3 separate regions of the Homo sapiens genome follow, and regions 2 and 3 are each linked to region 1. The links are chromatin loops, found by intact Hi-C in ENCODE. Cell type or tissue: A673. All regions are shown on one strand. Each heading gives the region's core, and the rest is flanking DNA. Links, peaks and the distances in the headings are about the cores only. Region 1 has its middle 28 kb from the start of EEF1E1-BLOC1S5. Region 2 overlaps LOC100506207 (a long non-coding RNA gene). Region 3 overlaps LOC105374914 (a long non-coding RNA gene).

Evidence for each region. Hi-C counts contacts between places; a loop is a spot of excess contacts. Peaks named below come from ENCODE experiments on the same cell type or tissue, not always from the same donor. Only the 100,000 strongest peaks of a DNase experiment are listed, where the experiment ranks them.
Region 2: a loop joins it to region 1, with 5 times the contacts of the local background. A loop is called at or near these places in 3 of 110 quality-filtered maps.
Region 3: it touches region 1 in a loop (4-fold over the local background); 5 of 110 quality-filtered maps call a loop at or near these places.

Annotation. Positions count from the first base shown.
Region 1 is chr6:8,127,767-8,133,633 of GRCh38, reverse strand. No RefSeq gene overlaps it. Among named protein-coding and RNA genes, the nearest start is that of EEF1E1-BLOC1S5, 28 kb to the right of the region's middle. RefSeq lists an enhancer at 2,243-2,292. In A673, for the core only: a CTCF peak has its summit at 2,193 (motif pointing left); a DNase peak (open chromatin) is centred at 2,173; H3K27ac peaks cover 1,035 bases.
Region 2 is chr6:8,704,746-8,710,612 of GRCh38, reverse strand. The region is part of intron 3 of LOC100506207 (a long non-coding RNA gene); the gene reads right to left. Among named protein-coding and RNA genes, the nearest start is that of HULC, 55 kb to the right of the region's middle. In A673, for the core only: a CTCF peak has its summit at 2,536 (motif pointing left); DNase peaks (open chromatin) are centred at 2,522 and 4,802; H3K4me3 peaks cover 435 bases; H3K27ac peaks cover 980 bases.
Region 3 is chr6:8,971,291-8,977,157 of GRCh38, reverse strand. The region is part of intron 2 of LOC105374914 (a long non-coding RNA gene); the gene reads right to left. Among named protein-coding and RNA genes, the nearest start is that of HULC, 320 kb to the right of the region's middle. In A673, for the core only: no CTCF peak of the experiment used is centred there; a DNase peak (open chromatin) is centred at 3,427.

The DNA.
Region 1 (5,867 bases), core at 229-5,228:
TGCTTTATTTTTATGTGGTAAAAGGTGAAAGCTTTCTGTACTGCATAGCAAAAATACATTGTGAATTCAATTATTTTTGCATCAACTTTATTTTCAATACGTTAACTTTACAACATCTTGGCAGAAAAATTTCTTTAAAATGCATATCTAAAGCCTGAAGACTGGTCGCGGTGGCTCGCACCTGTAATCCCAGCACATTGGGAGGCTGAGGTGGGCAGATCTTTTGAGGCCAGGAGGTCAAGACCAGCCTGGCTAACATGATGAAACTCCATGTCTACTAAAAATACAAAAATTAGTCGGGTGTGGTGGCACATATTTGTAATCTCAGCTACTCGGGAGGCTGAGGCATGAGAATTGCTTGAACCCAGGAGGCAGAGGTTGCGGGAGCTGAGATCGCACCAGTGCACTCCAGCAAAAGCCTGAAGACAAAAGAAAGAAGACCAAGCTAGGGAACCCTGGGATCAATCAAAAACTCTTTAGGAACCCTGGGCAAGGCCCTAGGTCCTGTCACCTGAACAGGTCCCTCTGTCCTCCCAGGTTCTGTGGTCTTCAGGAAGGGTCTCTGGGCATCAAGAAGAAATTCTTTATGTTCTCATGGTTCTGAAGAGGAGGATCATGGGCTGTTGGCAAGTATGAACCATGCTACTCAGAATGGCACGTAAAAGCTGAAGGGAATGCCAGCATTTTGGGAGGCTGAGGCAGGTGAATTGGTTGAGCCTAGGAGTTTGAAACCAGCCTGGGCAACATGGCAAAACCTCATCTCTACAAAAATTACAAAAAGTTAGCCAGGCGTGGTGGTGCACACTTGTGGTCCCAGCTACTCAGGAGGCTGAGGCACGAGAATCACTTGAATCCAGGAGGTAGAGGCTGCAGTGAGCCGAGATCGCATCACTGCACTCCAGCCTGGGTGACAGAGCCAGACCCTGTCTCAAAAAATAATAATAAAATAAAATAAAAGCCAAGGAGACACATTTCAGTCAGATAATCAGCATCTCAAGCTGGTCAACTTCAATCCAGACCAGTGAAGGGATGGGGACAGGGGTAGAGGTTAAATTATGTTTCCCCCAAATTCTTATGTTGAAGCCCTAACCCCTAGTACCTCAGAATGAGATGTATTTGAAGACAGAGCCTTTAAAGAGGTGATTAGGTTAAATGAGGCCAGTGGGGTGAGCCCTAATCGAAGCTAACTTGTGTCTTTGTAAGAAGAGGAAATGTGGACATGGAAGGGGTAGCAGGGATGGGAGCACACAAAGGTAAGACCACATGAGGACAGAGTGAGAAGGTGCCATCTACAAGACAAGGACAGAGGCCTCACCAGAACCCAGCCCTGCCTGCACCTTCCTCTTGGACTTCCAGCCTCCAGAACTGTCAGGAAATAAATGTCTGCTGTTGACACCGCTCGGTCTGTGGTACTTCATTATGGCAGCCTTGGCAAACTGGGGATAGCCAGTTAACGACCCTGGGTCAGCAGGACTCTTCTTTTAACGAAATTTAAACTCGGAGAGCTTTATCTGATCCCCCGTGGTCCATGAAAGACTGTACATGATTCGCAGTAGTGACAGGAAACGCAGGCAGAGATGCCTTCTACCTGCAGTGAATTCCAAAGCACTTCTCAGCTTTTATTCTCGAGCTTCTCCCATACCAAACCTCCATAATTTGCTAAAACTTGGTGACTGAGAGACTGATTTGAAATCCCCTTTTCACCTGGGACTCCTTGATGGTCCAAATAGATGAAGGGCAGGTGGCAGAAAGGACACAGGAAATGAGAAGCTTGGAAAAGGCACTGCTTGGTTAATCAGCCCCTTATAGATAGTGCTGAGTTCGTAGTACCTAACAAGATGTAACGGAAGCTTATTGCATAGGAAAAAGGAGCTGACGGATTATTAGCCTGACACTCTCCATTTGCTAAACGTACAGAACAGATTCATTACCTTTGTCCCCCCGCCCCTTAACAGTATGGGTTTGATTGCCCTCTTGCCTACAGGTAATTCTCCATCAAAATTAAATCCGTCCGCTAGTTCTCAATTTTATAAACTATGCAGGCACAGGGAGAGAGGAGGTCGGGCGGAGGCTCGTGCTGGGTGGGAGGAAGGTTACCTTTCCCAGGGCCACAACGCCAATCCAAAATTCTTCTACTCCTAGAGCTCTGAAGATGCCTGTATTCACGGTCCCATAGTGACACCAGCTGGTCAGATTCCAAAAAACAGCTTAGATGGAGAGGAAATGGCTCAGCCCCCTGCACCGTGCTCAGATGATAAATATACAGCCCTGGCCTCTTGACACTCTGCCTGTTCCAGTTTAAATGACATATGCCATATAAGGCATAAATACATTTATAGAATAAATACACAATACAAAAATGTGTAGATACTTTGGCTGTTACAAGCTCCTCTTCTCTTCCCCAAAAGATCAATGACACTGTTGATGCTTAATTGTCAACCACCATTTTCCTCCCTAGCAATTACACACCCAGTCCTATGAGCTGGCGCAGACTAAATCAGGGGAGGTCCTTGCCAGTTTACCAAGGTAGGGAAGGTTCGCCATTGGGAGAGAGAATGAGGCCTGATGTTCAGTTTGTATGTGACAGATGGAGAAGACGGATTGTGAAGACCAAAAACACCTCTAGATTTGTCCATTTCAGAGCTGCTGGAGCTCCAGAGTCTCTCTCCTGTGAAGACTTCTTCCCCAAAATGCGGCCTTGGCGATGTATTCACGAAATATTCATTTTGGCTCCTGATTTTTTATTCGTCATCTTGTAGTCTTTTTCTTTTCCTTTCAGGAAAAGGCTTCTTCAAATTGTATAAGCTTCAGACTTTGAAAAGCTGGGATCCATACCTGCAATAATGTATATACTAGATGTACTGGTACAAACGTTGGATACCTACTATATCCTCAGCACTGTGCTGGGTGCCGGGACATGTGCAGGAAAGGAGCAGGAAGCTTCCTACTCGATCAGTTAACCACACCAGCACATAAAATAACTAGCCAGCGTTGCAATGCAATATGTAATCAAAGACTAAATTGTGTAATCCAAATTATGTGCACAGTAGCCTGGAAATTCACAGGGGGAAATAGAGGTTATTAAAGGATGTGAAGCAATTCTGGAATGCTTCACTGAAGAAGTTTTAAGTGGAGCCAGAAAAGTATGGGAGAAAGGAAAAAGAAGTAACTAATCAAGGGGGAGAAGGGGGAGTGAAAGCCTCGAGGTGGAAATGAGGTTGTTTTGTTTTGTTTTGTTTTGTTTTTTTGAGACAGAGTCTCACTCTGTTGCCCAAACTGGAGTGCAGTGGCATGATCTTGGCTCACCTCCACCTCCTGGGTTCAAGCAATTCTCCTGCCTCAGCCTCCTGAGTAGCTGGGATTGCAGGCTAATTTTTGTATTTTTAGTAGAGGCAGGGTTTCATCATGTTGGTCAGGCTGGTCGCCAACTCCTGATCTCATGATCTCATGATCCACCCGCCTCGGCCTCCCAAAGTGCTGGGATTACAGGTGTGAGCTACCACACCTGGCCAAGGGAATTCGGTCATTTTTAGTGAGGAAGAATGAGAGCAGCTTGACAGAACCAAGCTGCACATTGGAAAGTAGTGGGAGACATTGGACTGAATGAGATGGGAATCCAGCTACCAAGGACAAGGACAGCCCCTCAAGAATTTTGACTTGACTTTGAGATCTCAAGTGAGAAAAACCACACAAAGGTAACTCTGCTGGCATTTTACACAATGATTACGCACATTTTTCTAATAACTTGCTGGAAATAGAATGAGCATTGCAGCACCATCGGACAGGTGCCTTACTCATTGGAGATGTCTGGACAGTGCTGTGATCATCCTCGCCAGCTGCAGCAATAGCACCCTGGGTCCTGCAGCCAGAAAGAAGGATCTGATCATCACCTCGTCCTCATGCTGTGCTGAGGAGCCTTGGTGCACAACTATTGGCTCGTTTTGGGCAGGACAGGTAAGTCCCAGCTGCAGAGCTTATGACACACAATTTTTACCTAAACTTCTAACTTTTATCCACGATACCTACTCCCCTTTCACTGCCTTCCTAACTTCTTGGCTCTTAGAATGTCCCAGCTTCATGCTCTTTTTAAATACCTGTATAAGAAATCATGTCTTTAAATAAGTAGAGGGTGCTTTTCGTGTTACCATGTAAAGGTTTTGAAATAGCCCCTGAAAAAGACATAAATATCTCTCTTAGCAGCCTATCAAAATGCCAGACTTCTCGGCATTTCGTGTCATTTCCTGTGGATTAACCCAATATCAATGTCAAGCTTCTTGAAGACAGAAATGATGCCATTTCCTAGCATTTCCCAATGCCTCGAATTTGCCTAGCAGGTAGGAGTTGCTCCATAAATGTTTGTCGGATGGACCGATAGATGGATGGATGGGTGAGTGGGTGGGTGGGTGGATGGATGGATCTTTGGTTGGATACATTTAAAGTAAAATGAAACATCCTGGCTAACACGGTGAAACCCCATCTCTACTAAAAATACAAAAAATTAGCCGGGTGTGGTGGCACGCGCCTGTAGTCCAAGCTACTCGGGAGGCTGAGGCAAGAGAATTGCTTGAACCTGGGAGGCAGAGGTTGCAGTGAGCCAAGATTGCACCATTGCACTCCAGCCTGGGCGACACAGGAAGACTCTGCCTCAAAAAAAAAAAAAAAAAAAGTATAATGAGAAACTGGAACTATGTATGTGTTGGTTCTGATAGGCGTGGACCCATCCCATTGTCATTGTTGTCAGGATCTGGATCAGCAAGACATTGGCCAACTGGGACAAAGAGAAGAATAAGACTCAAAAACTGATGGGAAGAACCAAATACTACTGAAGACCAACTTCACTGCTCAAAGTGGCCTGGTGCCAGTCCTTTTCAGGAATTAAATGAAACTGCAGCTTCACTGAACCACCTCACAATTCCATTTGCAGACAGGAATGCCCCAGCAGATCCCAACAGGATGCTCACCCCATGGAGGGACAGAGTGGGTTGATCCAGCCCACTAATAATGCTAACATTTCTACAGCGCTTTCTTAGGTGCCAGGCTCTGTTCTAAGTGCTCTACTTACATTAACTCCTTTAGCCCTCATGACTAACTTTACAGGTGTGTAGTACTATTTTAGAAATAGTCCATTTTACAGTTGAAACGCTGGAACACAGAGATGTGAAGTAGCTTCATCCAGGCTACACTCCTAGTATGTGGTAGGGAAGGGAATGCCACAGGGAGCCTGGGCTTTGATACCAGGCTTTTCCCCATCTGCCATGCTGCTCTTGGGTCCCAGCTAAGGGTAGAACAAAGATAGAGGGCCTCGGGCCAGGCGCAGTGGCTCATGCCTATAATCCCAGCACTTTGGGAGGCTGAGGTGGGCAGACCACGAGGTCAGGAGTTCCAGACCAGCCTGGCCAATATAGTGAAACCCCGTCTCTACTAAAAATACAAAAAAATTAGCCAGGCATGGTGGCGGGCACCTGTAGTCCCAGTTACTCAGGAGGCTGAGGCAGGAGAATCGCTTGAACCCTAGAGGCGGAGGTTGCAGTGGGCCGAGATCGTGCCACTGACTCCAGCCTGGGTGACAGAGTGAGATTCCATCTCAAAAAAAAGAAAAAAAAAAAAGATAGAGGGCCTCAAGTACACAAAATCACTGCACATCCAACCACACCTGAAGCCAACTATAGCCAAGAATCACCAGGTAAATGTATTTTTCCAACACCTACACATAAGCTACATTCTCAAAGAGTATTTTATAATGATTCCTTCAAACAGGTAATATTAGTAGTTGGTAGTCAGTGCAAGTTTGGAACTAAGCTTTCAGAAATGGGAATTTTTAAACCTTCCAGAGACAACAAGTATGATCATGAGCCCAAATAAAGAGC
Region 2 (5,867 bases), core at 289-5,288, 580 kb before region 1:
ATTCCTTGTAATGAATAAATGAATGATTAAATAAACAAATAAATAAATAAATACTATTGGTTCTGTTTATCTGGAGAATCCTGACTAATGCAAGCAGTGTTACCAATCTTTACTTAACCTTTCTAGCCATTCGTTTCCTCATCTGTAAAATAAGAGGCGTTGCTTAACTCTGAGCTTCTTTCAAACATCATGTAGTTTTCTAATTCTGTAAATGCCAAGTCAAATGATCCTTTTTATCTCTGGCTTTTATGGGATGAGAGCTTACCTTATGCCCCACACTGGACTGGTGGGTGTTACATGTATCTGCTTATCTCATCTCACAACAAGCTGGGGTGTTATTATTTCTTATTATTATAGGTGAGGACACAGAGACATTCAGTAAATTTCCCAAGATCTCAAAACCTGGAAGAGCCTGGGAAAGAACGCAGACTTATCGCCTTAGTAAAGTTAATTAAACAAACAAACAAACAAAAAATGAAATGAAAAAACAACTTGAGGAAAATATAAGAAAGTGAAAAGTAGTGGAGTTGGGAAGTAACTTCTTGATACTTAACCATAATTCACTAGGTCAATCACTCTCAACTTACTTTTCCTCCAGATTAACTTAGGTACTTCTCTCTCAAAAGAAGGTTCCAGTTTTAGGATGGTTATGACCGTTTTGTTGCTGTTGTCGTTTTCTGTCACCCAGGCTGGAGTGCAATGGCGCGATCTCAGCTCATTGCAACCTCCGCCTCCCGGTTTCAAGCCATTCTCCTGCCTCAGCCTCCTGAGTAGCTGGGATTACAGGTACCTGCCACCATGCCAGGCTTATTTTTGTATTTTTAGTAGAGATGGGGTTTCACCATGTTGGCCAGGCTGGTCTTGAACTCCTGACCTCAAGTGATCCACCCACCTCAGCCTCCCAAAGTGCTGGGATTACAAACGTGAGCCACCACGCCTGGCCCATGACCATTTTTATGCCCACTCTACCCCTTCAAGCTTTGACCCCAATCTCACTTGATAAACAGAAATTCTGCCTGTTAAAAAGAAGAGGTGAATGTGACTTCTGGCAATACTTTATTCTCATGCTTCTATTTCTCTTGTCCTGAAAATGTGTCTCCACACCTGGTTAACCAAAGCACTGTTTTAAGTAATGAATGAAAATATATGGGCATGTGAATGCGCATACACAGTATGTGTGTGGAGGCTTGTGTAACATTCTATTCTTCTCCTCTGAAGCATATTGATGAAAATGAGTGTTTTTACAGGTAGTCTTAAATTTTCCTGCACTTAATTGTGTACACAGTATATTTTGAGCAGACTTATCTACTTAATTTTGTTTGACTTAGAGTATTACTAGTGTTCACTATCCTCTTGAATTATTTCGGGAAGTGGAGAGAAAGTAATTTTGTTTGAAAATATGCCTGCACTCATCAACATATATGTAATAATAATGGCTAATATTTGTTGTATAGCAAACTGTATTATAATGGCAATATTTATGGTATAACAGGCTCTATGAAGCAAGTACTTTTATTATCCTCATTCTACAGTTGGGAAAACAAGATCTTATGGAGGGTTAAGTAATGTATATTATATCACATAAAAGCTGAGATTTAGCTAGTCTAGAAATTATACCTAAATTAAGGGAATGTAGTTTTCAGATAGGTTCAAGAAGCAGAATAATTACTAACTTTAGGATACACTCATTATGGACCCTATTCTGATTCTTCAGTGACTGCATGCGCAGCAAGGATCCTCTAACCTCTTCTCTATGAAATAGAATATTGTGTAAAACAAATGTTTTATGCTACTTCTTCTGTGCTTAAAATACACCTGCGTGTTATAAGGTGTTCTAGAGGGATCCAGGTTTACCAGGTAACTGTAGATACCAAATCCTGCCACTGTCAAGAGTCTTTAATAGAAGAGACACCCAAACCTGCTTCAACACTGCCCTATTTTCCATGATTTCTTAAAGATTCTAAATAGAATCCATCATTTGATAAGCCATGGGGAATAGTGTACTTTCAGATTGAGCAATTCTCCCATGAATAATCTAATTTGCTTTTCAGTTTGGAAACTCCCTCACTCACTGCTTCAGACTTTTAAGGGGTTTAGGATAGAAAGGAAAGGAAAGATTAAGTAAATACCTGAAGCAGCAACAACATTTTGGATATATCAAAGCTTCTACTTATTAGATTTAAACACAATGAATTTCCCAGAAAGGCAAAGAGGAGTGGCTCTAACTATGCCAGGGGGAACAGGAGTGCCAAGAGACCTGAGTGGCAGTTTGCTTGGCTCTGTGACAATGATTTTGCTCAAATGCTCCCCACCTTGCTTCCGAGCAGTGCAACAGCCTCGGTTCAAACAAAGCACTTACACAGCCTCACCTGTGGGTTGCCAACACCTCGCAGGGTGGAATCCTGGCTGTCAGACAAAACTCCGACTGAAAGTTCATTTCATAAATGCTTCCAAGTCAAAAAGCCATTTTTACTGGGCTGGTTTCAAGCATATCGCTGCCAAGACTTAAATTTCCCATCTCACACTGCCATCTACTGTCTAAGGTCCAGTGCTCTTAAAAAAAAGAAGAAGGAATGATACACCAAGCTTTCCAGGAGTCCAGGGCATTATTCGTGGATGCTCTTTTCAGAGTCCCTCTTGAACGGTAATCAAGTCTGATTGCTTTTATGTTCACCAATAACGCTATACTTCAGAGTCATATGAAATGCATGTGGACCAAAACCACATGCATTTGTGTGTGTGAACTCATGTGAGAAAAAAAAAATATAGTCTGTTTTAAAAGAATTGGAACCACCATTAGTTAGTATCCAGGGGAAATAGACCCAAGAGATCATGATTGAGAGTCATTGCCTCATTGTTTTAATTGTAGAAAAACAAAGCTGTCTCGAACTGACTGGACTTCATTGACATTAATGTGGTCTCATCCTACTAGACCTTGGCAGCTAACAAGAATCTTGAGAAATGAACAGTCAGGACTAGACAATGTCAGGATGCCCATCCAAGTCCAAGGGCGCCTTCAATCATCGCAGAACACTGATCCACTGCGGGCCTTGCATGTGCATTTCCTCCTTCCACCACTGATCATTTCCCCAAGACCAGGCTCTTTCACTTTTAGATAAATTGGCCCAAAACCCAGTGCTTCACTCTCTCCTTCATAGAGGGAGGGAATTCCCAGTCATCACTGCCACAAAAAATAAGCATTTTTCTGATATAACTGTATTTATCATTTATCATGCACCATCAATTAGTTGTTGTTTTGTTTTTTAAAGGGGCAATGGGAAGTCATAAACAAGTCTTGTATTAGAACTCCAAAGAGCTAGTCTTCATCATGACTTTGGCACTTAGCATAAGGATGCATGACCTTGGATAAGGCACTTGATGTCTGCAAACCTCAGCCTCTGTTTCTCTATTTGAAAATGGGGATAATAATTATTTCCCTTCCTGCCTTATAGGTTGAAAGAAAATAATTTAAGTAAGCTATACAACTTGAAATTTGCTAAGAGGATATATCTTAAGTATTCTCACCACCTCCTCATCGAAAAAAGAAAAAGGAAGAAAGAAAGAAAACTATCTGAGGTAATGGATATATTATGAGCTTTATTGTGGTGATTATACATATATCCATCAAATCATGAAATTGCACACCTCAAATATTTAGTTTTTAGTTGTCAAATAAGTCAATAAAATTTAAAAACTTACCAAAAAAGCTACACAGAAGTGAATGATCATTAATATTAACACTGTAACTTAACTCTGCATGCATATTTTTCCATTTAATTTAAGTGTCACTTCCAGTTGCACCTAGAATCTAAAGCTGTATCTTTCATGCAGCTGAAACATTTGTTGAATGACAGACTGATAGATTGATAGTCTCTGGAATTTCCTAGGAAATTCCACCTATCTACACGGAAGCACTTAAGTTCTCCAGAGAGCATTTACATTAATTGTCCAACTTTAAATAACATCCTGATAAATAGAAAAGAGCTCACACAGGGCAAAGCGAGATGTTTTTAATTGAAGTCCTTGTGGTACTTTTACTATTTTAATTTTCAAAAAGCATTTGCACTGCTATCAAATGTGTTTTTGAGAAGGTATACAAAATAGAACAAACTATAAGATAAATTTATTTGCTTTAAGTTGGAAAATAGCAAAACTTTCCTCGCTGAAAAACCACAACTGAGCAATAAGGGAAAAGTCAGAATTTCCAGAGAAGTAAAACTAAGACTTTTAGGCCACCCATTACAAAGCAAACCATTTTTAAAACCTTAAAAATAGCTCATTAATATATTTGTAAAAGAACACCACATACTAACAAACAAAAATAATTGTGTGCTTGGGTGCGGGGTGTGTGTGTGTGTGTGTGTGTGTGTGTGTAAGTATATGTAGGTTCCGAATATTTCAGGAAATAAGGATCTATGTTGATGTATGTAGATTCATTTCTTTCCATTTTGATTATAGTCACATATTTTCAAGATACTATGCATTAAAGTTAGAGTCAACAGCCATGAGATTGACAGAGCAAAAGAATGGCCTTTAATATGTTCAAACTGATGTCTCTGACTTAACACCACCATGCTTCTTGCTGAAAATATGTACTAAATTCATTCCTATTGCTTTCCCTTTAAACTAGTGAATTCTACTTTCCTTACCATTAATTAAGTCTATATACCATATAATTTAAGTAAGTTCATCTATGAGACTTTGGAGACACAAAATAGAGGAAAACCACAGGAAGCCAGCAGGAGGTCAGAACAATGCTTAGAGGATTATTCTGGCACAGGCTTTCCCTAAAGGGGTCAGCTAGTGATCTAAGAAGGCACCACTCTGAGCTTTGCAGATGCGAGACTGAATCCTGCACCTCAGAACTACAACTGGGTTAGTTTTTACTCTGGACTTGGTAGTACTTTCAGATGGAGGAAATCTGCCTTGGGGAAGAGGGTAGAGCAGTGTCTGTACCAGGCGTCTCTCACATTACAGTGTGGGCCTTGGACTCCCAGGGAGGCTTGTTAAAACATAGGTTGCTGGAGTCTCTGCCCAGTAGGCCTGGGGAGGGGCCTAGTATTTGTATTTCAAGCAGCTTCCCAGGTGGTTTTTTCCCAGGCTGATTTTCTTATATTTCTCTGTCTTCTTTTTTAAAGAAAAGGGAATCTGTCTTTTATTTCTAAGGCACCACTACATGGCCTAATGTTCACTGGCACATACTAGGAGCTCAATAAAAGTTTGTAGAATAAATGAATGTTTAAGTAAATTTAAATGCATAAAAATATAAATGAATGATGTAATCAACTAAAGTTCTATGTATGCTGGAAAAATAAATATAGATGTATACTGGAGGAAGTTCCAAACATCTTTTGAGTACCTACTATGTGTCAGGTGCTGTGCTAAAGAGCTAGTTATATGACAGTAAAAAAAAAAAAAAATAGATTCCATTTGGATCATCATTTAGTTTGTAGTCAAGTGGAGAAGATATACAGCTATGCATCACTTAGCAACAGGGGTATGTTCTGAAAAATGTGTCCTTAGGGAATTCTGTCATTGTGGGAGCATCATAGAGTATATTTACACAAGCCCAGACGGTATAGCCTACTACATACCTAGGCTATGTGATAGAGTCGGTTGCTCTTGAGTTACGAATCTGAACAGCGTGTTACTGTGCTGAATACTGTAGACAATTGTAACACAAGGGTAAGAATTTGTGTATTTAAACATAGAAAAGGTGTAGTGAAAATCTATACCTTTCGTACTTATAAAAGATTTTTATATGGTACATCTGTATAGAACACTTCCCATGAATGGAGCTTACAGGACGGGAAATGGCTCTGGTAAGTCAGTGTGTGAGTGGTGAGTGAACGTGAAGGTCTAGGACC
Region 3 (5,867 bases), core at 603-5,602, 840 kb before region 1:
TGTTTACTTGTACATGTTTTTCTCTGGACTATTTTCCTTCTGTTGTACCTGGCACAACTGGTTATCAAAAATATTTTTTGTTTGAAAGATAAATTCTAACCAATAAGAAGTTAAGAAATATAGTTCAACCCCTTGTGGATTATTATTGCTTTATTTTTTTAAACAGTAGTAAATAGGAAATAATGTTTAAAATGCTTATGATTTAACATAATGAATAAGCTTGATAAAAATTTTACACATAATATTAGTTCAGTATTTAAGAACATGCATGAAAAGAAAATGACCAAAAGGACTTAAATAATTAGTAGCTTTTAGGTAGTCCAGAAAATCTCTGCTCTTGTTTTACTGAGTTTGAGTATGAATTAATTTCTCTTGTCCTTTCAAATACTTCCGTCATGTGCTTGCCATTTTTATGATGAAAAATAAATAGATCTAAAACTGACTTATAGAATATTTTCAAAACTCATTAAAAACAATATAGATTCCAGCATTTCAATCCCAACATTTCAAATATTCGTCTATATTTGATGGTCAGAACACCACAGCTGCCTGTTTTTCCTTCTACTTCTCTTACTACTGCTTCTTAGTATTCCTATTGGTAAATCCTATAACTATTCTTACTTGGTAAATGCAATTACCCCAATTGCCTAATGTAGGAGTATCTCAGAGGTCAATGTTTAGACCTCTTCTTTCTATCTACATTCACTTCCTTTTTATGGCTTTAAATAACTATATGGTGATAACTTCCTAACTCCAGGCTTAAATATCCATATATTCTCAACATATCTTTTTGAACCCCTAAGGGACATCTTAACCTTAACTTGTCTAAAATAGAAACCTTGATCTTTTCTCGCCCCACAACCAAAGGTCTGCATCTTTTGCAATCTTCTCCACTCATTTATTTTCTCAGGAACATATTTATTTTTTTTATTTTTTTGGTTTTCATATTAAAACTCAACCTTGTGTCTCCAAAGCAAAATATCTCAAAAATCAGGCCATTTCTAAGGACTAAGCATGTAGTTATGAAATCATAGGTGTTGAATTATCTCACACTTGACTTGCGATAAATGTGAATTCTTTCTCGTTTCAGAGTGGTTTCTAGGAAATATTATAAATGCTTTTCAGAAAAGGGAATTATTATTTTAAAAGCTCAGTGCCAGGGCTCTTTATGTATCCTTTGGAGTGCATATGCAGAAGAGTCTTGGGGGCCAATAAAATGCTCTTTAGAAGGCACATCTTCTTCCTCATGCTACTTATTTTTATTCATTCATTGATTTAATAACTATGACATGAGCACCTACACTTTATCAGGAATATTTTTCTGAACACTGGACAGTCAGGAATGAACAAAGCATGCAAAGTTCTTGCCTTCACAGAGCTTATATTCTAGTGAATAGAACAGATAGAAATCAAATAGGCAAAATGAATATAAATTATAACAGGCAATATAAAAGTGCATGAAGAGGATACTAGTTATATATCACTGAGGAGGGACATTTTGGGCAGAGACCTGAATGAACAAAGATTTAATTTTTTATAATACAATTCACAATACTGTTAAATTCACCTGCACGGCTCACTGAATTTTGGCAGCCCAACTTCATGGCCAGTGTTGATAAAAATATTTGAAGCTGAGTCTTTTGGACCTTAGATTTGCCAACTTACATGATAGTGTATAATACCTTCCTAATTTGATACAGAATGATAATGTTTGCATTTCACTCAAACTCATCTGAATTATATTGGCTCAGAGGATCCTGCTGAGCTAGAGTGACCATTTCACTGGGAGATGCTATTGGATACAATCCAGATTGTTTCATTTAGCTCAAGAGTAATTTCCCTTTGATTTGACTTGGAAGAAATACTGGTCAACCAAGCTCAGAGCACTATGATAGCAATCCAAAAGCTGAGAAAATAAAAAAGACTATTTTTTAATCATTTTGCTTGATAAACTATATATCTTAGAACTCTGAAGTAACTCTGAAGTCAGAATATTAGGAAACTATGCTGGACCTTTTGAATTAAACTTCTAAGCTTATGTATTCCATAAATGACACAGAAGAGAAGGATGGCTTAAACACCAGAAGAAGGAAAATTAGGAAAAAGTCATAGGAAAATTATGATTTAGAAGTCTAAATACACACATATCTGAGTGTGTGTATATCCTCACATACACAGACGTATATAAACATGTACACACACATAATGTTTGTAACATATCCAGTCATTCATTCAGTCACTGAGCACCTATAATACTCATGTCATGCTTTATTATAGAAAACTGGGGTATTTTCGTGAATCAAAGGAAGATCCTCTCTCTCATGAAGTTTATCTTAGAGTAGAGCAAAATAGACAGTACTCAGTAAACAACAGATATAATAAACCAATGCATTATTTAGCACATGAGATGATAACTGCAATAAAAAAAGGAAAACTAGGATAGGAAAGGAAGATGAGGAGTATTAACATAAAGGATGGGTTATGTGTTCAAACAAGGTAGATAGGGCAAGGAATGATGAAAGAGTATGAGGTATGTGGCAAAATATGTAGAATGCATTTAGATGTGTAATATGAATATGTATTTATATACAAAATATATTTCAGGTTGACACATACATATATGAGATGAATACATACAGTAAATACATATATATTCATAAACATTTCTATTAAAATATTTTTCTTTAAGTAATAGTAATCTTTCTTACATGTATTTTCTAAATAAAATATTCCTGATATTCACTTGAAGACATTTAATATTCTCACAGATGAACGGAATAATAGATATACATATGTAAGTAAATATATTTGCAAATTATTTCTTAAACATGCTGTTTATTGCTTAATTTTAAAGGTTAAGTTCATTTTTCTACATGTAAATAGCAAAGACCTGGTTACCGATGACGTATACCTGCCTTTGAAATTCAGGTGTCACATTCCTACCTTTAGAGACAATGCATGCATTTTTACAGTTAATAGGAGTACTTGGCCAGGCAGAAGATATGTGTAACCATTATTAAAGTCATTTTATCGAACACTAGTTTTCTTCACTGCCTATATTTAGCAGATAGATATAAAGGACAGAAATGTAGAAGATAGCAGCATCAAGCTGATACAGGAAGTCTATAACACACATGGCTAAAAAGTAATTATGCTAAGATTGAGTCAAATAAAATAATATTTTGTCTTTGGTTTGAGGTTTGTAATCTTGGCGTTCACTTCTCTTCATTGCCTCATTTATGTTGGGTAACTATTGCTTGTGTTGATGATATAACACATGCTGACACCAAATATCAATGCTAGGTAAATCCAATTAAGCCCAGAAGCAAAACAGCTGGATTAGCAGTGCTTGCATAAATTATTTTTCTCCCATTTACTTTGTTTTTTTGCAAATGAGCCTTTAAACATGAAAAATTTGAGCTATCAGTGTCCCCATTCCTTATTAATATAAGAAGCCTAAAATAAAACCTTTAAAAGTAAGTGTTGGAGGTTTCCTTTTATGCTATTAATACAAGTGTTATGATTAAAGCTGCAAATGAGCATGCCTATTTTCTATATGGACTTCCTGTTTGTGAAAGAAGCTTATCAGAAGTGCATTTAAAGTGTATCTTAATAAAGAATTTCCCCCTGAAGGCTAAGAAGCTATATTATTTTTACCAGTTTTGAGTTCTCTTTTTTCCTTCTTTATCCAGAAGCATAAAGTCAGTAAATGACATAAAAACAATTTAACTAGTTAGGTTTTCAGAATAATGGATTTGCTGCTGTTAAATCAAAATACAAGGTAAAGTCATACATGAACAAAAAGGTATTTTGTCTCTTTCATTAAGAGCCATGAATAAGTATCTCATTACCTTTGTAAATATTTTGATAAAAACCACAAATTTTGATTAGTGTGATATTAACTGCATGATAAATAAAGATATATTTGAAATGTAAAAAAGAGTGAAAATGTAAATTACATTTTTACCTTACTGCTAGATTTTTAAAAATCCCTTCGTGGTGGGCAATAGATTCCTTTGTTTAAAAAATTATTGATTGTGAAATTTATGAGCTATCCTGATTTAATTTGTAATAAAGCTCTTAGTTTTTTGCATACCCTTCTTTGGTATGGATAAGAGAAACTTCTTTTAAAAAGCTTGCTGCTTACTTTCCAATACCGACTTTTGAATTATTCACTTCAGAATCCTTACATCTCTGTGTCCACCACCCTCCATTGTTAGCGCATCAGCCTTACCTAATCACAATCCAACTTACATGCTGAAAAGTCCACTTACACCAGATCCCCCAACTTTATGAAATTTCTGCCTTTGCCCTCCATCTTTAGAGACACTATTAAGACTCAAGTAATGCAGTGATTCCCTTTATTGAAGTCAGTATTTCTTTCTCTTTTTTTAACTGTAAAAATCTGTCTCTACTGAGAAGAAATGACCACCTTCAATTACAGTGTATATGTCACTGAAAAGTATTTAAATGAGAGCAGGATATAATATTTGACAACTTTAAAAATCTATTATCAGATTATAACAGTATCAGAAAAAATATAGTTTTGTGATATTAAGGTATTAGGTTATTAAGTTTAGAATAAATCAGAAAAAATCTAAAAAGAAATTCAACCAACTGTAAACCCACTTGACACTTAGTGAGTCTGCTTTTATTTGGTTAAATAGAAAATAAATCATAATTGAAGTCTAATTATTAAATCTTCAACAAACAGTATTACAGAAACACTGTTTTGTTTTGTTTTTATTCCACTGGAGGAAGAACAAAAGTAAAACTTTCTTTAAAGTTCTTCAAAATTTTTCAGGGAAGAGGTATAATCAACCACCCATTTTCTACTGCAAATTAAAGTATATTGTTATTCCTGCAACTTAAGGTGGGTAATTTTTTTCACCTTTTTTTATTGAAAGGAATCCTCACATTGATAGCTAAAGCTAAGATGAAAAATCAGCATTTTCATGCCAAACAGTGAAAATTCAAAAATGGTTTACATAGTTTTCAAATACACTCTATTCTCAAATCCTTTCCAACATGAAAGACACTTTTTGCAGGGAGAAAATGATCATTTAATTTGGCAAAACACAGAAATTTCCAGCTGAGGCACATTAAAACATTTTTACAATTGCCCCAAAGGCAGAATATTTTTACAATTTCTTTTCCTATAAAAATCTGTCTCTACTGAGTGGAAATGACCAAGTTTTCCCTGGAAAATGTTAGCACAAATACATAAATAATTTTTGCCTATCCAAAGCCTTCATAAAATGGCTTCTATCCAGTTTTACCAGTAAAGCGTAATGTTGATTTTCTTTATAATTATTATTTAGATTCAAACAAAATCTTACTGGTAAATTAACCATTGATAGACTAAGTCTTGGTTATATTATTTTTATAAAGAAATAAATTACTAGTATATGTGCTTCTAACAAAAGTTAATAATCCTGTTTGGCTATGTGTTTAATTTCAGATAACTTTCACACTAAACTTATATAGGAGCAATGTTTATGACAAGATAGGAAAGTTCACCAAGAGATGAAAACTATATAAAATAAAAAAGTCAAATAGAAATGTGAGAAATGAAAAATAAAATATTAAAGATAAAGAATTTTTTAGAGGCCTATGAATAGGGTAGACAGAGGGAAAGAATCAGTGAACTTAAAAGTAGGACAATAGAAAATATACAAACTAATATAAAAGGAGAAAAAAGTGAAATAAAAATACAAAGTAGAAAACAAAATAAAAACGTAAACATAAAAGTGAAATGAAAGCATATTGTTCCCATGTTCTGTGGAACAATAGCAAATAGCCTATCTAGCAAATCACTGGAGTTTCAGAATTAGAGGAGAAAAAAGAATGACTATGATTTCAGCTAA